4 separate regions of the Mus musculus genome follow, and all the other regions are linked to region 1. Evidence: chromatin loops called from intact Hi-C (ENCODE). Cell type or tissue: left cerebral cortex. All regions are shown on one strand. Region 1 holds the start of Zswim7 (zinc finger SWIM-type containing 7). Region 2 holds the start of Akap10 (A kinase (PRKA) anchor protein 10). Region 3 holds the start of Gm39988 (a long non-coding RNA gene). Region 4 overlaps Specc1 (sperm antigen with calponin homology and coiled-coil domains 1).

Region 1 (5,000 bases):
TGCCTCCTGACCCACAGAGATCCACTTGGCTCGGCCTCCTGAGTGTGGCAGTTAAAGGTGTGGACCACCACACCTGGCACTGTGTTCCTACCGAAGCTGTTCGCCTTTCGTCTTCTTCTCTTCCTGAAGATTACAGGGAATCAGGTAGGACAAGTAGGCATAATTAAAACTCACGAAAAGAGGAAGAAAAACAGCACAGAAGAATGACAAGAGGAATCTGGAACGTGTTCAAGAGAATGAGAGTAAAACTGAGGTAAAGTGACTAAGGAGTTAACCATGTAACGAAATGGACAGAAGAATGACCCCAAAAGACAGGGGTGAAAAGAATGGATCTTCAGAAGACATTCGAGGACGGAGAGGTGGACAGAGGGTCCTGAATCACATCTCTTGCCACAGGAGGATGAGACGCTGGCTTAGATCACTTCCAGCCCTGCAGCCTCTGACAGGGGGTTTGTGTTTTCTCACAGGTACAGGGAGAAGTCACTCAGCTGTCAAACAAGAAAGCACTACTACAATCTGATTTACATTTTCAAACCATCACTCAGGTTGCTACACGGAGAAAGGACTGCGGTTGGGGCAAGAGAACAGGACCTGTGTGAGGAAAACTGGGGGAAAAGAGGGAATGGAAAAAGAGGGCAGGCGATTTGAGAAGTGTTCTGGATTTGATGGCAACTGTGTTTACTGCTGTAACTGGGAATTATCAACAACACACTTTAAGAACAATTATGATTATTTTCTGTTTTTTTTTTTTTTTTTCTCCTCTTTTTTGAGACAGGGTTTCTCTGTGTAACAGAATCCTGGCTGTCCTGGACTTGCTTTGTAGAGCAAGCTGGTTTCAAACACAGGGGTCCGCCTGAGGAACCACTATGATTTTTTAGGCTTAATTTTTTAGGTGATAGAGAGAACACTGTTAAAGCCATATTTGGGGGGAAGGAATTTAAGAAAAAGTGCTTAGTCCCGGGCATGCTAAATCTGAGAGATAGCTGTGGCCTTGCAATAGAGACAGCATGTCAATGACACACTGCAGTCTGAACACAAATCTGGACGTTGTTGGCATTAAGTCGATATTGAACCCGTAGGAAGAGATGAAATAAACCTGGAGGGGGGAAAAAAAGGATGTGGAGAAACAGATTTAGACGCAAACCAATAGGCATAAACGATACTAAATTGCATTTTCGGGGCGTCATTCATAGTCTATGAACAAAATGTCATTCGGCTTGGAGGTTAGCTGATTAAAGCCACCCTCGCAAAACATCCTCAATCAATACGTTTGGACAAAATAAATAAATAAATAAAGGAAATGTGAGGGTCTCCACCTGCACTCACAACTGCAGCGATTCTGCTGCAGGATTCGCTCTGGACCAGTCTGGATGGATCCCAACCTTCCACCCAGGGCCAATCCATCCAGGCCTCGGGAAACCGGAGCAGAGAGCGCGCGCGCCCGGTCGAGCCCCTCACCTTGGCTTGCTTCAGCAGCTGGATGATCTCGGCCTCCGCCTCGTCTGACGCGTCCTCTCCCGGCTGCTCGGCCGTCGCCGCGGGTCGCGAGAACCAGGCGAGAGCTGCGAGAAGCGGCTCAGAGGTCACCGGGACCGGCCCGTGCCCGCGTCCCCGCCCCCGCCGGGCCGGCCCCGCCCGGAGCGCACCGCTCACCTGCCAACAGCGGCAGCACCCCGTGCCCCCGCGCCGGCGCGCCTCGGGTCCGCAGCCGCTCCGCGCCCGTCCCCGCGTCGCCCGTCCGCTCCGGCAGCAGGCGCGCCGTACAACCCCCACACCGCCGGCCCGCGGCCCGCAGCAGGGTTCGACCCAGACGCCAGCGAAGCAACCGGAACATGCCGACGGGTCCTCCCTCAGAGATCCACTAAGCCACGGCTGGCCCGGGACGCCCCGCCAGTCCGCATGCGCGATGACGCATGCTGACGTCACGCCGTCTCGTCCCGCCCCGCCCCGCCCCCGGCCTGCAGGGCGCGTGAAGTTCGCAGCGCCCGGGAGGAGAGAAGACGGGCGGCGTGCCATGGCGGTCGCGCTCCCGGAGGTGGTGGAAGAGCTCCTGAGCGAGATGGCCGCCGCTGTGCGAGACAGCGCGAGAAGTACGGCCTGCGGGCTTTTATTCTTACCCCGCATGGTTATGTCCCTGAAGCCTGGGCCCCTTAAATCGCTTAACTAAATAGAGGGATTTGAGTGACTAGACGTCAGATCCCTGAGTGCGAGCCGGTGTGCGGGAACCCCGGTACTTAAAGAGAGCCACTGGGTACATCCAAGGAGTGGGCGAGGGCTGGGATGCGGAATGGCAGATGCGTAGACAATTTCGAGTTACTCAGAATCTTTATCCACAATCCGTGATGCAAAGTTTAAAAATAATACCCTTGTTTACTACTTTGTTTAGTAAATAGATTTTACTAAAAAACATTCAGGGAGGCAAAACCTTTAAAAAAAAATCGGGAAGTTGAAAATTACTTCTTCCCTCTGGCCTGTAGAGGTCGCCCTATGCCTGTCTCCAACAAAATGACCGACCAAGGATGATCTTTGCTTACTCACCAGAGTAGGAGGATCTACCAAAAGGGGAAAACTAGTAATGAGGATCTACTATGCAGCTCGGCTGGTAAAGAGGCTTGCCTGGCATGTAGAGAGCTGCCGTGGATTCCCCACCACCGCACAAGACTGGGCACATGGCTGTAGTCTCCGCACTTGGGAAGTGGAGACAAAAAAAAAAAAAAAAAAAAAAAAAAGAAAGAAAGAAAAAGGGAAAGTTTAAGGTCAACCTCAGCTACATAATGCTAGGCCAGACTGGGCTGCTGGAGACTTTATCTCAAAAAACTGGAGGTGGGGTGGGGGGTGCTTTTGAAGTGTAGACTAATTAAAGCACTCTCCCCAAAAATAGCCTCTCTAAATGATAGCCAAATTAGAGCACAAAACTCCTATTGTTCATTGATTGTGCTCTGTGAACTGGTTTGAGTTACTGCTTCAATGGGACTAGAAAAGTAAACGAATAGTCTCATTTTGGTCTTTTACGTAAAAGATTCAGCCAACCAGGTATTCAAACATGCTTTGACTTCAAAGAAGTTGTGGGGTGTTAGTCTGTTGTGAGGTCTTGCTTCCAGGATTTGACCACAGATGTTCTGAGATGCTGGAACGAGATGAGTTTTACAGAACAGGGCTGTTGGTTAATCCATATGCCAGTAACTGAAGGGGCCCCCTTACACAGGAGCAGACTCTCAATTCCTGTTTATTTTTCAGTAGAGCAGTTTTCAGTATTGGGTCTGGGTATTCCTTTCTAATCCCCAATCTTCCTTGGTAACCGTGCAGAATATAAGTCCAGGTTGCATGTATATGATTTTGACCATATAGAAGCTATGATTTCCTTTCCTGGGTAACTTGGTTCCCCTGAATTATAACCATCTCGGCTTTCTAAGCTTGTTTAGTTTTCTACATATGTATTTTTACTTGAACTTGAAATTTTATGCCACTATCACAGGTCTCCACTCAAAATGTTAAGGTAAAAAAGACATTTTATCAGTTACATTTTCATAAAGGAATCTGCGAAGAGCCTGCCGACTTCCCTAGTATGGACTGGCTGCTGTCCGGTTGGGCTGCTGCTGTCTTCCTTCAGTGTTAACTGGGAATTCTCTTTTCCCAGTTTGGGTCTTGTGTTAGCACATCCTACAGTTTACTTTCCTCTTGTTGATCCACTTGTGTATTGTTACCTGTCTTATTGTATGCAGTACACACCTCAGTAGGTTTCTGAAGAAGGCATGAACTATGCTTTTGCGGCTTTGAATGTCTGAAAAAGGTTTTTCTGCTCTCACGCTTGGTTAAAAGGTGTTGAGGGCGGCCAGCGGCCCACATGTCTGAGTTCTAGCCTGGGAGGCATCTTGGAATCTGGAAGAAAAGAGGGAACTAGGCGGCACGAGAAAGGATGGAACCAAGACATTAGTCTGATCAAGGTTCAATTTTACTATTTGGAGACACGGGGTTATGAAGAAGGGGGAGGGGCCCATTCCCGCCAAATCATCCTTGGAGTCCAGTTTCAGGTGACCATGTGTTGGCTCTGGAACAGCTAGGTGGCAGGTAGTAGCAGTGGGAGTGGCAGAACGATAGGGTGGCAGGCTTCATCCCCATGCTCTCTTAGTGCTAACAGTCAAACCTGATCAGCCAGATTTCAGGCTGGGGGGGGGGGGTTACAAAAAGGTATTAAGTTTCATGTTGGAAATAGCATATCTTCAGACCTCTGAAAACATTGTCCCATAATTGTCTAGCATTTTGTATCTAGCATTGCTCCTGAATTTTGTCGGTGGCTTTTATTTTCTCTGGGTCTTTGAATTGCAGTTGCTCCTAGGTATCCATGATGGTTAAGATTGCTGATGTACAGTCCCTTTGGTAGGATGGCATGTGACCCATATTCACCTTCCTTTGTACTTTATTTTATGTATATGAGTACACTGTAGCTGTACAGATGGTTGTTAGCCTTCATGTGGTTGTTGGGAGTTGAATTATTTTAGGACCTCTACTCACTCCGGCCCAAAAATTTATTATTATATACATAAGTACATTGTAGCTGACTTCAGACACACCAGAAGAGGGTATTAGATCTCATTATGGGTGGTTCTGAGCCACCATGTGGTTGCTGGGATTTGAACGCAGGACCTTCGGAAGGGTAGTCAATGCTCTTACCCGGCTGAGCCGTCTCACCAGCCCCCTTTGTACTTTAATATGCTTGAAACCATCCCTACATCACTCACAGCTCCTGTTCTCTGCAGTGTCAGTGCTGAGTAGGTAGATGGCATCCTGGGTTGCTTAGAGAAAATGAGAGAATGACATGTTTAGTAGAGGCTCAGAGGTTTCAGGGGTTGGTAGTACTGGTTTCTGTGTGATTTTGTTTGGCCTCTTTATAGCCCAGGCTGGCCTTGCTCCCTGTGCTTGTGCCTTTGGCTTCTGAGCATCCCAGTTAGAAGTGTGTGTCTGACCTTTCCATTTCTTTTTAAACATTCCACGTGTATGGG
Region 2 (5,000 bases), 350 kb after region 1:
AACAGGGCATCAGGTGTCCTCACCTACTTCTTTTGAGTTCTACAGTTCTGAGCATATCTTGCCCAGATTGGGGTCTTCCAAAGCAGGTACAAGTTGTCTGGAGTGGTTATAACTACAGTAAGACTTCCTGAAGTGGGAGTCACAGCTTCACCAACAACCCTTCTTCCTTCCTTCCTTTCTCTATCTTGTATTACCATTGAGATCCTAGGTCATTACAAAGAAACCCAAACCATCCTCTATAAACAAGACATGATGGTGGCAGGATCTCTTGTGGGGTGGTGGTGAGGTGTATGTGTGAAGGATTATGAAAAGTCTTAATTGTAAAGTGCTAGGAACATAGAGAGTACATCACAAGTTCTTAGTAAATAATGATTTCGATTAGCTGACTGCTATGTCTAGCTGTCTGAGAGATAGTGGAAATAATAAAACTTATTCAAGGAACTAACAAAACGAAGCAGTTTTTAAATATACAATTCTGCAGAAAGGGATGCCAGCAAAAAGAAAAGTCAAAAATTTCTGGTGCAATGCTTTGGTACAAGGCAGTGATTTTTAAGGTCCCCCCAATCTGGAGGGGTTTTAAGTTCCCTCTAATTCTATTCTTGTCTCCATTGGCTAGAACTTGCCCCTTTCCCAAATTTCCCATGTTATTGTTTTAGGACACAAAACCTTATCTAATGAATAGTTTGGGGCTTGAGATAGCACCCCTCCTCCTTTTCTGACCATGAGCAATAGGGTAGCAGACTACCTGTAACTTTTTTAGAGTTCTGTGACAAGCCTGCACCAGCCACCAGCTAGGGGGCCTATTGCTTTCTTCTTATCTGTAAATGGACTGTAACAATCTATTTCTCACAGAGAATAAAAGCAACTCCAGAATCTCTGGTAGGGGGGGCTCAAAGAATAAACCTCATTGGAAATTGAGTTGAAAAACACTTCCTCAACACTGATTTATGTTTATTTAGCCTGAGAGAATGAGTAAGGATTCTAGAAATCCTAATGGAGCCAGAGCCCTCCCCTCAACCCCATTGACTTTTTGCTCATTTAAGGGATTTTTCTCACTCATTCGTCTGGTGTTCCTCCTGCCCTGATCAGCTAACCAATAGTTAACAAATACAAAACAGTCTCTGCCAAGACTGGAACTCCAGAAGGGAAAGGCAAAGGAATAATGTAAGACACACCACCCATTCTGCCTAAGAACAGAGTAGATACTCTAACTGTGGATCCTTTGCAAGTGTTGTCTGTGCTCCTAATTGCTAAGCCATCGTTCAACGCCTTGTTTTGTTTTTATCTGTTTGAGACACAGTCTCACCTTGGCCTAAAATTCCCTAAGTAAATCAAGCTGACCTGGGACTCAGTGATCCACTGGCTTCTTTCTGCCTTCCAAGTGTGTTAAAGGCTTTCACCACCAGAGCACCTCCCCTGGCTTGCCTTAATATTCTTAGGCAAGGAAAGGTTTTCAAGGGTGGGCAGTGGGTGGGAATAGGGGAGGGGTATGCCCAGAGTGTAATATTCATTTCCAAATCATCTCAGACCTCCACACCATTACCTCACATGGGGCAACCACAGCCCTGCTCTCCTTTTCAGTTCCTGCCCAGCGTGACCTTGAAAGCTGGCCTAGTTTCCTCCATACCAAGAGCAAGTTTAAAGACTGTTACTAACCTGGAGGGTTTAGTATGGTATCTGTGCACGATGTTATAAATAAGTTTAGCTATGATGGTTTTTCATCATTTAGCAAACAGGCTTGGAAACAAAACTAGCAAACTTATTAACCTGCTCTAATAATATGGTTAAGACTCCAGGCTTTACTTAGTTCCTGTTTTAACACACCGAATAATCAGGCAAGTTGCCGCTTCTGCACTTGTTTTTCCTTCTGTCTCAGGTAGACTTTGCTGATCCAACATAAAAATCAGCAACTGTGTGCATCACGAGTTCCTGGTTCGCTTTTGACAGTAGTTGTAGCTATAGTGGCCATCCATCCAGGGCGCTAAAGGTGGGTAAGCTTTAAGAAAGCCAGAAGATTTATAGGAAGGTGGCTTTCGAATAAGAACGGAAGAAATAGCCCTCTGTTGAGGCTCAGGTTGCTGGCTCTTTCTGTTTTGAGCATCTGTAGGGATTTCATCTGAAAATGAGCCTACCACTCTTTTTCTCCTTCCTTCCTGAGGTCACTTTGAGGGAGGGAGCTTCGGGAGCTACATAAGAGCAGCTCCTCGTCCTGCAGGCTCGCCTGCATCCCCCGGGGACCTGGCAGGGTAAAGCTGCCAAGCAGCCTGCGGCATTTAGCAAGATTCCGCGAAAAGGCTGCGCAGCAGTGCTGGCGGGGGCTTCCCGAAGAGGAGGAGGTTCAGCAAAGAGACGCTGTCATCCGAAGCCTCCAGGGGGAAGGGCTCGCGGACTCGAGGACGCCAGGTCACGTGGGCTGAGCGGGCGCGCGCCCCGGCCCCGCGGGAGGAGGTGCGCAGGAGGAGGCGGGGCCGGGGCCTCCCGTGAAGCCCCGCGCGCGGACGGACCGGAACTCTAAGCGGGTGGCTTGTTGATAACATGGCGGCAGCAGCTGCCGGGGCATCCCGAGGTGGCGGCAGCGCCCACACCCGGAAGAAGGGGCTGTTTTCGGACTAGTGCAGCGGCTCCTGCGGCCCCGGAAGTCCCGGCCAGCTGCTGAATGAGGGGAGCCGGGCCCTCCCCGCGACACTCCCCCCGCGCCCTCCGCCCCGACCCGGGCCCCGCCATGTCCTTCTTCCGGCGGAAAGGTAGCCGAGGGGTCGCCGGCGGGGGGTGAGCCGGGTCTCGGGCAGCGGTGGGGCAGCAAACCTGCAAGGGTTTTGTCAGGGCGGCCGCGAGGCTCTCGATGAGCCGCTCGGCCTCGGCGCCGACACCCGCGGTGCAGTGTGCTGCCCGGGACTCCGCAGGGAAGAAGGTGGCCTCCTCAAGCGAGGTCGAGGGGCATTGTCGCTTTGGGCCAAAAGTGTCTGCTTAAACCCATAGAAATTAACACCTGTTGGCTAAAGAAAAGGTTTTCCTGGTGTGTTTGGTTTCTGGAGGTTTGTATGTGTGTGTGATCCACGCGCGCACTGTGGATGAAGATCAAGGAAATCCCTTTACTTATAGGAAGTCTTGACTTTTCCGAATATTGGGGGGGGGGGGTTATACCTAAAACCACGTGCAACTGTTATTTCTTCAACTAGCGCTATTTTCTAGTTTCCTCTTTTGGGGGCGGGGGTGGAGAGCGGAAGGGGGCCCACTGTTATTCCTAAAATAAAATTTCTTACTACTGAAGTTCCGTATTCAGAAGACTACTGCTTTTGATGATTGAGCAACTTTACTAATTATTGAGACCGTTGCTGCTACTATAAACGAACTACTTAGATTTCGGATGTCCAGTTGTAAAAGCTTACTTAGTTTTTAAAGTAGAGGCAAGGTGATTTTGATCCTGGAAAGGGTTATGGTATTTCATTAAATATACATACACAAATTGATCAATCAAATCTCTTTAGGTGGAGGTGGTTGTATCTCTTCATTCTTACTGAGAAGATGTATCAGACAGACTTTTTTTTTTTTAAACATAACACCAAATCAGACTTGTATTCACGTGATAGCTTTTTCATAAACTCTGTAACCCGAAACAGCCGGTTAACCCACTTTTTTTCCAGCTGAGAATCAGATGATTCCTAAAGGCCTCATAGGACTGAGGCTGTCTGTTGATGCTAGGTGAGGGAATGAATGAAACTGGTAAATAATAGGAAGCTTTATCAGTAAAGTGTCTTAATATCTCTGGAGTTGTTAATGTACCTAGGTTGACAGTGTTGTGGTGCTTGTTTTTTAAGGGGGGGAATGCATTCTAAGTATGGGACTAATTCAAGTTGAACAACAGACTTCTGTCTGTTCATTTAACACACACTGTCGAGTGTCCAGTCTGCCAGACACTGTCTTAGGGTGTCATGAAATAGTTATATGGACGTAGTCTCTGTACCTATGAAACTCATTGATGCTGAAGGCAGGCAATAAATAAGGCCAAAAAAAAAAGTGTGTATATACTTACAAATTGAATGATGTGTAATGAAAGACTAATTTATGAAGAAAAACCTATTTTGGTTGGATGTTAGAAGAATTCAGTATGTAACCTTGAAACGTAAAACTAGAGGATCAGTAGTAGAATGTAACTTTAGAGAGGTCAGGAAAGACACTGGAGGTACCAGGAATAAAGAGCTGGTGCCCTTTAGGAAAGGCAAGGTGGCCACTGTGGCTGAGGCATAGAGAAGCAGATAGGCAGACACCACATTATCGAGAGTTTTATTCCAAATGCAGAGAGAATATATTGTAAAGCTTTTGAAGAGAGGTGACCTTACAATAAAGGGTGATCTGATTATTTGCTTAGAAAGTTTATTCTAGAGCCAGATGCTCAGCAGATAAAGACCCTTGCTGTGCAGCCTAACCATCAGAGTTAGAGCCCCAGGACCCACAATGGTGGAGGGAAAGAGTAACTCCCATTAAGTTGTCCTCTGACCTCCACACATGTGCTGTGTGGTACATCCACTCCCACAAAATAAATAAATGTACTTAAGGAGTAAAAAGATTATTCCAGATGATTTCTGGAGATTGAATGTGGCAAGAGAGCTAGAAACAACCTTTTTGAGGGGTTGGGAGTCAAGACAGTCTGGCTTTGTAGTCCTGGCCTTAGCATTTCCTGTTGAGATGGGGACCTTGTGGACATTCTTCTTCCTCTAATTTAGTATTTGGATTATAGGCATGTATCACCACACCCAACCTCTGAAAACAGCCTCATAAAGATCCTTCAATTTAATTTTCTTTCTTGTTAGAGGTTTATCATATTTCATTAAAAATGGTAAATCTAAAATCAGGAAAAGAGGGCTGGAGGTGGCTCAGCCCTTCAGAACTTATGTTGTTCTTACACAGAACCTGGGTTTAGTTCCCAGAACCTTCATGGCAGCTTAGAACCATCTGTAACTCCAGGTCCAGGGACTCCCCTACTCTTCTCTGGCCTCCTT
Region 3 (5,000 bases), 230 kb after region 1:
CACCTGCTCCCACAAGCCACCATACCCTAGTTTCCTCTAAGCCTCTGTGGCTTGGTCCCAGCATTTCCTGGATGTGGATGGAGACAGTTGGCTCCTATCTGCCTTTCTGATCTGTCTTCTGGCCTGAGGGATGAGATGGTACTGCCTCATAGAACTACAGTAAAGAAAAACCGGAGACAGCACACAGTAAGCAGTGTCGGCATGGGAAACAGTAGGTCTATAACAGAGGGAAGAAATGGGGGTCCCACACTGCAGTGAAGCCTGCAGCAGGAAGGAGTCCAGGATCCGGCTCTGGATCTTAGTCTGGGAGAGCTATCAAGTCTGCCTGAACCTCTTTCTCTTCATTCCTGAGGAATGCTGAGTATAGCTATATACTATGGGGGAGGGGCCAGCACCTAGCTGGAGCACAGGCTAGACCTCTCCTCTGTTAGCAAGGACGGGCATCATAGGTCAGAGCCAGTTCACTACAGAATGATGGCTATGTGTCCTGTGAAGTCACAGATACCTTCTTGGAAACGGCCTTAAAAAATAAAAAGTATGTAGCCCTTGCTGGCTGGCCAAGAGCTCACTATGCAGAGTAGGTAGGTTAGAACTTGCAGAGACCAGAGCTGCCTCTGAGTGCCAGGATTAAAGGTGTGCCTATTGTGACTTTGGAATCACAACTTTGCACTCAATAACAAAACTAAGATGTCTAAGATTCCATGAGCAGTGGAGTGTAGCTGGATCAAAGCAGTGCTTAAGCTTAATTCCTATTTAACTTTTAGAAAGCACTGGTGTCAGTTAAAAATGGTAGGATTCTTTCCTGTCAGCCCTCCATGTATGATGTGTGGCGTCATCTCCATGAGCTCCCCAAGTACATGAGAACCAGTTCTCAGTCATCCATTACATGGCCACAGGACCTTCCTGGCCATGCATACACACATCCCATCCCTCAGGGTCCCATTGCTACTACCATAAGCAACAATCTGACCCCATGTGGATCATATAAGCTGCCAGGAGATAGGACCACAGCAGTGCAATTCATAACAGCCAAGAGGAAGAAAGTGAGGGGATGTGGTAAGAACATACACCACAATAAAATCTGGCTTTAAAAAAACAGGAAATGCTGGCACATGTGGCAACATGGATACTGGTGAGGACATCTTATGGAATGAAAGAAGCCAGCCTCAGCACACACTGTGGTCTATGCTGAGGAACCAGGTACAAAGACAGACCCAGAATAAGAGTTGTAGGGGCTGGGTGGGCTGGGTGTTGGCTGAGCACAGGGCTTCAGTTCTCTAAGATGAAGCGGTTTGGAAAAAGATGGCGTGAAGGCTTGTGTGGCAATGTGGATGTGTGTGGGATCTCTACATTCACACGTAGGGCTGTAAGGGAGCTGGGTAGCAGAATGTACGTCCAGTGTCTGCAAAGCACAGCAAAAAACAAAACAACCACAATGGCATCTGTGAAGGGAGTGGGCTACATTCTTAAAAATAGCTAAAAGAGAGCCAGGTGTGGTGGCGCATACCTTTAATCCCAGCACTTGAGAGGCAGAGGCAGGCGTATTTCTGAGTTCGAGGCCAGCCTGGTCTACAGAGTGAGTTCCAGGACAGCCAGGGCTACACAGAGAAACCCTGTCTCGAAAAACAAAAACAACAACAACAAAAACTAGCTAAAAGAGGACCAGCAGCTAACCGCACTAGCCACCAAACCTGACAACCTGAGTTCACACACCAGAACCCACGTGGGAAGAGAACTGACCCCCATGTCTGTCCTCTAACCTCAACGTGTGAACTACGAGAAATGCACGCACACATTCATGAAATAAAGGAATAAGATATGCCATTTTTAAAAATGTCTAAAAGAGAGAATTTTATGTGTGTTTATGTGCACAGTAAAGAAGATCAGGGCATTACTAGGCTGGTTGGCTTTACTCTTCAAAATATACCCAGAGCCTGCCTGCTGTTCCAGCTCCCAGCCTAGCCCAGGCTGTAATGACTGTTTCCTCGTTTATGACAGCAGCTAGCCATCTGGTCTTCCCAGTCCACCTGTCTACTCTCAAAAAGCAGCCGAAGGATTTCTTAGGGCATGAACTCGGGGGCTGTCCCTATTCCAGAGGATCCTGCAGAAGTCACCCATGCCTGCCTGCTCTGCCGCTGGTTCTTCTGTAGCCCCTTCTTTCTGCTCCCAGACTGTGCCAGACACTGGTGGGCACAGGCCATTGCCCCAAACTGTCAACCCTGCCACGGTGGTCCTTCCCAGCCTACTGTCTCCCTTGATCATGTTCTCAGAAGCTCGGGTAGCTTAATGGAGACAGAGATCTTTGTCCTGGTACCCTTTCCCCAGAACCGTGCTGAATATGGAGTAAGTGTTCAGACATATTTGTTGATTAAAGAATCATTATTTCTGAAGGTAGCAGCTCCCCATAGAACCAAGACTCCAGCTTATCAGTATTTTGGACAAGGCTGCCACCTGGTGGCTCTCGTCTACCACAGCAGTCGCTTCCCTGAGTCCTGTTGACTTGAGAGGTAGCTCTTGGCACAAGGACTCTAAAAGTTCCTTACTCTGCAGCTCACATTTTGGGGAGAACACACACATATAAAGGGCACTTCAGGGATAAGAGGAAGAAGATCTAACACACTCAGATCCACAACATAAAGTCCAAAAGTGAGTGCTCAAGGTGGACATGTGATAGTTCAGACCAGAGCCCTAAGTCTGCCTGAGGAAGAAGTATCAACAGGTCTGAGAGACCATTGGGAGGGGAGGCAGGCAGGGGAGCAGATGGCAGGGGAGCAGGGAGCAGGGCTGCAGGTGGTGGGCCAGACCTAGTAGGTGCTCCATTGATTGTTCTTGTTGAAGCAAACTCTAGCAGTACTATAGGGAACAGGGGAAACTGGGCACCGTCTTTGAAAAATGAAAAAGAAAAGATATGAGCCTCCCACCCTACGCTTATGGAAGCAACTCCCATCCTGCCTACCATGTGTCAATCACTGAGTTGGTGAGGTTCAGACTGAGCGTGCAGAGGGGCCTGAGATGTGATACTGGCTAGTTATAGGTTTAGAATCACAGTGCAAGGCAAATCTAAACAAAGAAATGGTGGGCAGGGCAGGTAATAGGCCAATGACCAGATCTACTCACACAGGATACATATAAACTGTCTCTGCACCTGTCCTAGGGGCTTTCCTTGTCCCTGTGACAAGCCCAGCAAGGAGCAACTTAAGGAAGGAAGAATTAATTCCACTCATGGCTTGAGGGTACAGTCCCTCGGGGCAGGAAGGCACGCTCATGGAAGTGTGGGTGGACATGTTGCATTCAGGAAGTGGAGGGATGAATGCTGGCATTCTGCTCGCTTGGCATTCTGCTTGCTTTCTCCTTTTATCTTTTTTCATTCAGTCCAAGACCCCACTTCATCTAGGTGTCTCCTACATTATTCCAATCCAGTCACATTTGATCATGAATATTAGTCATTGCAGTATCATACACACACACACACATACATGTATGTATATATACATACATACACACATATATACACATACATATATATGTATATATATAGTTTAAAAATAAAAAATTAACCAGGAGATAAACTACTATACTTGAAAGAAAACAACAACAACAACAGTACTACCTTCTATGCATCAGAGCAAACAAGTCAAAAGTCTGTACCCTAAGAGTAAATGGCATTAAGACACCTTCCCATGAGCCTCTATGTAAGTTACAAGCTTGCCTAACTTTTAGAGATTATCTACATGCTGGCAGCATTTCCTTAATTTCCTAGAATTCACAGATGAATTTCCAGAGAATTGCATTACGTCTTGCCAGCATGTAAGACGATCTCTCTCTCTCTCTCTCTCTCTCTCTCTCACACACACACACACACACACACACACACACACACACACACAGCACTCATGTTGAATATAAGCAGTAGACGGGCTGGGGTGTAGGTCAGTCCTAGAGCAAACACAGCACCTGAAGAGCATTGGGATCCAGCCTGAGCATCTGTAATGTGCTGAGTCAAATACGTACTAATACAAATGGAAAACGTTACGGGTTAGGAGGACAGATCAAGGGCTAAACCTGTAAAGGGCTTGCCACACAAACATGAGGACCTGTTTCAGTCCTCAGAATCCATGTAAGAAAGGCAGGGATAGCAGGCCAAGCCTGTAATGCATATAAATAGTGCTCACTGGGCACACAGAGGCAGGAGGATCCCAGGGCCTCACTGGCCAGCCAAACCAACAAGCCTCAGGTGCTGCCAAGCTGTCCAAACTGTCATAAGCAGTGTACCTGCTCTCTGTACCCATAGTCATGGTCGCAAGGGTTACCTGTTTGGGATTTTCTCACCAGGGTGCGCCATAGAGAGAGTTATTGTTCTGACTAGTAGCTCCTCAACTACAAGGGAAGTTTACTATTTTTCTGTGGAATAGCCACTTCTTTTTTATATGAGCTACACATTGTTCTGCAGTTTTCTTTATGGGTTTGAATAGTCTTTACAAACTTGCATATATTGTAAATAATCTCTTTAGCATCTTTCAAAAGTATTTTTTTTATTTTATGTGTATGAGTGTTCACCTTCATACATAGGAGTGCCTGGTGCCTGTGGAGGACAAGAGAACCTGTCAAACCCTTTGGGCCTGGAGTTACAGATGGCTGGGCACTGTCACATGGGTGCTGGGGGCTGAGCCCAGATCTTCTGAGATGGCAAGTGTTCTTAACTGCTGAGCCATCTCTCTAGCACTCTGCAGCTTTTTAATGATGGAAGCCACTCTTCATCTCCTTTATCCCCACCACAGGTTAACTCTCTGATGCCTTATTTTCAGAACTTGTATTATGTCTACAAATGTGCTTGTGGTATTCATGTGCATGTGTGATTGCATGTGTGTGCACGTACAGATGGGCGTACAGGTGAGGAGTGTTGCTATGGAAGCCACATGAAGCACTGAATGTCTTCTGTGATCGCCCTCCACTTTTTTTTTTTTTTTTTTGGTTTATTTTTGTTTGTGTTTTTTGTTTTT
Region 4 (5,000 bases), 150 kb after region 1:
TCAAGAAGTGCTATTGAACCTGGGTGACACTGAGTGTCACTGCTCTACAGTCCATGACAAAGGCAACGAACAACGGGCACTGTCACTCTGGTATTAGTCAATTAATCCAGCCACAGAGCACACAATCAGCTCCCCTCATAGAAACCACTGTGCTCAATCAACAAGGAATACTGAACTGTTGCTCCCCACGGAAACAGTGTTGGATTCCTATAGGCTTCTGGTCACAGTTTTCACCATCTAAAATGCTATTTGCACACCAGAATCCCTGTTCCATATGCATCAGGATGCCTTTTTTTTCCCTCTCTACTTTTTGCAATACTGAATTGGTATTTTAAACAATTTTCTGTAGCTTTCTGATCTATGCAACCTTTCTTGCCTGCAAGCATCCTTTCCCTTATGCCTAATCAGTGTATAATGAATGACAGTTCTGCTGGCCCTGGGCTAGGTTACAGCGAATTCGTTTTGTCTCTGGCATTGTGACACTATTGTCCAGGACACTGTCAACTACAGATCTTCATTCCATGAATCTCTAAAGTTCCTTGCTTTCCCATCCTTTTCATAGCTTCAACATCAGTGAAGATGTGTCACTGTGCATAACCGGCATTTCCCCAGCGCATCAAAGAAGCCTAGTGTTAGGATGGAAGAACGACCGTCTCCTCTGTGTGGATATCCTGGACTGCTGTCTGACACTGAACTCATGTTCACCATCACGAAAGCTCAGGCCTGACCAATGTTATCTAACACACCTATTTCTATAGATACCATCACAGCCTTCTGCACCTAGGGACAGTAGACAGCACTTCAGCATCGTATCTGGGAGCATTTCAAATAAAAACCATGAAAAAAAGTACAAGAGTGTTTTCTTTTGTTTTTAAATAGGATTGTTATGTTTTAAAAAACCCACTTGCAGGTTGGAGAGCTAGCTCAGTGGGTAAAACACATACTATCAAGCCTGGCGACTGAGTTTGATCCCTGGGAACCGTGTGGTAGAAGGAAAGAACCAATACCCACAGCTGTCCTCCCACCTCCACAGCCAAAATAAATAAAAGGTAAAAAACAAATATTTTTAAAGAAAAAAGAGATCCTTGTACACAGCATCATAATTCAGACCAGAAAGTAGAGGGTTCTTGAGCTTAATCTCTGCGAAGAACAGAGGTTTTCCTGACTTTCCTCTGACTTTTCACCTCTTTCCATTTTTCCCAAACCAGGAAGGTGTTGTAAGCACCAATCTAGGGATACAAGTATATTCTAGTGAGCTGGTGAATTGGTAAATTCAGGAATGCAGAATCTGTGAGTACCAAGGCTGGCTGTACATGACAGAAAACTTCTCAGGCAACTAAGCTCATCTTTGTAGTAACTAGTGCCCTACAAATCTTTGTTTTTTAAAGTCTTTTGTTACAAAAGCAAAACTAACTAGGTGTGATATTTGATAAGGTTGATTTAGACAAAATAAAGGAAGTTTAAATCTCTTAAAAAAATGTCTTTCCCCATTCAAGGGAGTGAGTTCCTAAAGCCATATACTGATGTGTCTTTGGAAACCAAGCAGCTAACATCTGTGAGAGATTCCCAAATCCTGCCACCAATGGGAACACGCTGGACTTGACCACAGGCACAATGGTTTGCTTCACTCTGAGTAGATCTCATCCATCAGACAGTGCAGGCAACACACTGTTGATACAAAGGCAGTAAATAATTTACTCTCAAACCCTGAAGGCCATCCGTAGGGGAAAACGCCTCCCACAGTCACAGCAGAATTCAAAGACGGCTTGGTTGTCTAGAGGTGGAGGCTGCAGGAAGCTGCACAGGTAGGTACATCTAACCCTTCCCAAATGCACTGCCTCTTTCAAGAGTTGTGGTCTTCTCAGAGATTAATGCTTGTTTTTTAAGTTCTCTTAGGGAGTTGATACAGGGCTCACAAGACAGGCTCTTCTGACACCCTGGCCACCAAACATCCTTAGAAACCCCTTTGTCGCCGCACCCTTTTCAGGCTGACGCCACTTACCTTCCAGCTCACTGATGAGCTGGTTATTGTGTAACTTGACGGCGCGATGCTGCTCCACCTGGTCTTCCAATTCAAATATGGTCTCTTTCATGTCTTTGATTTCTGCGTCACTTTCTGAAGCTTTCTCTTGTAATTTTAGGCTGGTTCTGCTCAGCTGTTCTGCTTGATGATCACAGACTTCTTTCAGGTACGAATAATCTTTCTCCATCTAGAGAAAAAGGAATATTGTGTCAGTTTAACAGGAAAAAAAAACAAAAACAAAAACAAAAAACCACTCTCACAGGTCGGTAGAAGACTTGCTGGATGCCCTGGCGTACGCCACTCCTTGCTGTTTTTAGTCTGGGCACAGCCAAGGCTATAAATGTTAAAAGATGCACAATGTGTCCAAAGGCCTGGATTCTGTGCCCCTTTTTATAAGCAGAAAGCAAGGGCCTCCTAGTACAGGCAACTCTTTCCCTTCCCAGGGCAGAACAGGGAAGCATGAAAACCTGGCCACTCTTCACATTCTCTGCAGAGCAGCGCCCTCTGCTGGTGAGATTCAATATTCCTGCAGCCTGAGCCACAGACAGATCTCAACCTTCTTTGGAAGAATAAAACGTGTAACATAAAAATCTGAATGTTCTGGAAACAGAAAATACTCCCATTAATTTTACCTGCTCAACTTTAATTACACACATAGAAACAAGATAATGATGCACTTGAGCTTAACAAATTTTTCCATATTTGCCGAATCTTTTAATTCAATAAAATGTGTTAATGCCTCAACTTTTCTTTCCATTTCAGCAAGTAACAGACATTGTTTTAAAGTTGGTGTGCGGTTATTCCATGAAGAGTTTCCCATGCTTATTACATATGTGTATAAGTACTTGATAATATATAGGCTTGAACAGGTATTATAAAACTTTACACAACTGGTTGTATGTGTGTGGTGATTTGGAAGTATTACACTGCAGGGTGTAATATGCCTTTGTCTTATACTGACAATACTTATTATGCTATTTCAACATAATTTTAAATGTTAGTACATGCAGATGGATACATATTACAGCAGATTATGTGTGTGTGTGCATGTATCTTCACATGTATGTGGGCAAGTGTGTGGGTGCATGTGTTTGTACAAATGAATGGTGGTCAGTTTGACATCAGTGTCTTCCTTGATCACTCTCCATGATAGATACGGAGGTAAGATCTCTCACTTGAACTCAGAAATTTTTTATTCAGCTAGTCTAGCTAGTTGGTTTGCTATGGGAAGTTCCTGTCTTTACCTCTTGAGTACTAAGATTATAGGCAAGCTATCATTTTACCCCGCATTTACCTGGGTGCTAGGGATTCAAATTCTGGTCCTCATAGTTACACATGCCCACATACATGTGAAAATGCATCTACCACACATACAAATAACCTGTTGTAATATGTATCAATCTGCATTTAAAATTATGTTAAAATAGTATAATAAGCATTGTCTAGTACATAGAATCATCCACTGAGCCATCTACTAGTTGGCACTACATTATTTTAATTACCATATACTGGAAATCCACTGCCTGTAAACCCCACTTTATTATTATTTTAAAAATGCTACAATAAACACTGCCCCTTTTCTTTAGCAATTTAACTGACATTAATAAATAGGTAGGTATTTTCCAGGCAACATAAACTTGATATGCAATAGATTTCTTTCTAATTTTTTTAAGTGTGGGGACTTTGCATCTAATTTTTTTTCCCAGTTGCAGTTCTGGCTGGGGACGCTATAGGAATAGGGATCTGGTCGACTTTATTCACAACAGTACACAGAACCCTCTCTCTGCACATGCACAGTGCTAGGCATGGAGAAAGGACTTAATGTGCATGTGATGAATGGATGAGTAAAACAGTACAAGGCGATCCTGTGATGTTTTCCACTTGGTAGGTGGGACAGGTGAATGGATGGATGGATGGATGAGAATATGAGGAACAACCTCAGGACCAACAAACATCATTTAGCCCGAGCTAAAAGTCATACTTCAGTTACAAAAGCCTGCGGCTCTGCACTGTGCATACATACCACTGCAGGCTGCTGTCAAAACTAAAGCTGCGGAAGTATACCAAAATGGCGAAGGGCACAGAATCTGAAACTAAATGCCAAGATTTAAACTCCAGTTCTACCAAATCAAGATTTGTGGGGTTTTATTTTATTTTATTTTATTTTACTTTACTTTAAGATTGCTATTTGGAAAGAGTCTCTTTATGTAACTTAAGCTGGTTAAGTACTCAAAACTGAAGTTCTGCCTCAGCCCCTAGTCCCGGGACTACAGCATGCCGCACCATACATAGCTGAACCTTGTATTCTTTTAATTCCTTTGCCTCAGTTTCCTTATTTGAACAATGGAGGTTTAATGAAATAATGTATTTACAGTTTATTAGTGACTGGTACAGTTTAACTTTGCCTTATATAGTAACCACTCAATAAAAACTACTTCCTTCTTCCAGAATAGCCTTATGTCTTATGCATAAGTAAGACATAATAATGTGCCGGGCGTGGTGGCGCACGCCTTTAATCCCAGCACTTGGGAGGCAGAGGCAGGCGGATTTCTGAGTTCGAGGCCAGCCTGGTCTACAAAGTGAGTTCCAGGACAGCCAGGGCTACACAGAGAGACAACAACAACAAAAAAGACATAATAATGTGAATCACAGTAAATATAGGTCTATTTAACCATGAGAGTTGGCTGGTGGAAAGTCTTCTATCTTATCACGATTACTTCATAATACATAGAAAATGACTTTTTTAAAAGTTGAGACACATTCTATTTTTTTGTCTTTTTTAAAAGATTTACAGATGGTTGTGGTGCACTTGTAGGTGCTGGGAACCAAACCCAGGTATTCTGGAAGAGCTTAACCGCTGAGTCCTCTCTCCAGCCCTGAAGCCCTACATTTTAGATTTTAGAAAGCTACTGTCTGAAAGGCAGCCTTGGAAGGTAAACTTTGAGTCTTATGGGCTCATGGCTGGACTCCTCAGGCA

Evidence for each region. Hi-C counts contacts between places; a loop is a spot of excess contacts. Peaks named below come from ENCODE experiments on the same cell type or tissue, not always from the same donor. Only the 100,000 strongest peaks of a DNase experiment are listed, where the experiment ranks them.
Region 2: it touches region 1 in a loop (6-fold over the local background); 11 of 42 quality-filtered maps call a loop at or near these places.
Region 3: it touches region 1 in a loop (15-fold over the local background); 40 of 42 quality-filtered maps call a loop at or near these places.
Region 4: it touches region 1 in a loop (7-fold over the local background); 40 of 42 quality-filtered maps call a loop at or near these places.

The regions. Positions count from the first base shown.
Region 1 is chr11:62,278,347-62,283,346 of GRCm38, reverse strand. It overlaps Zswim7 (zinc finger SWIM-type containing 7), which reads left to right and starts at 1,952. Exons shown (of 5, transcript NM_027198.1): 1 at 1,952-2,090. The coding sequence starts at 2,015. It overlaps Ttc19 (tetratricopeptide repeat domain 19), which reads right to left and starts at 1,874. Exons shown (of 10, transcript NM_028360.2): 1 at 1,654-1,874; 2 at 1,459-1,562. The coding sequence starts at 1,834. In left cerebral cortex, a CTCF peak has its summit at 2,468 (motif pointing right); DNase peaks (open chromatin) are centred at 1,139, 1,987, 2,186 and 2,486; H3K4me3 peaks cover 2,426 bases; H3K27ac peaks cover 1,423 bases.
Region 2 is chr11:61,927,733-61,932,732 of GRCm38, reverse strand. Akap10 (A kinase (PRKA) anchor protein 10) reads left to right here and starts at 2,476. Exons shown (of 15, transcript NM_019921.3): 1 at 2,476-2,744. The coding sequence starts at 2,657. In left cerebral cortex, a CTCF peak has its summit at 2,374 (motif pointing right); a DNase peak (open chromatin) is centred at 2,394; H3K4me3 peaks cover 2,260 bases; H3K27ac peaks cover 2,304 bases.
Region 3 is chr11:62,045,455-62,050,454 of GRCm38, reverse strand. The region is part of intron 3 of Specc1 (sperm antigen with calponin homology and coiled-coil domains 1); the gene reads right to left. It overlaps Gm39988 (a long non-coding RNA gene), which reads left to right and starts at 31. Exons shown (of 5, transcript XR_003949695.1): 1 at 31-186; 2 at 1,100-1,200. In left cerebral cortex, a CTCF peak has its summit at 2,458 (motif pointing left); a DNase peak (open chromatin) is centred at 2,453.
Region 4 is chr11:62,125,410-62,130,409 of GRCm38, reverse strand. It overlaps Specc1 (sperm antigen with calponin homology and coiled-coil domains 1), which reads right to left. Exons shown (of 15, transcript NM_001281818.1): 5 at 2,003-2,210. It overlaps Gm39985 (a long non-coding RNA gene), which reads left to right. Exons shown (of 3, transcript XR_879913.2): 3 at 563-847. Among named protein-coding and RNA genes, the nearest start is that of Gm39985, 18 kb to the left of the region's middle. In left cerebral cortex, a CTCF peak has its summit at 2,541 (motif pointing left); a DNase peak (open chromatin) is centred at 2,517.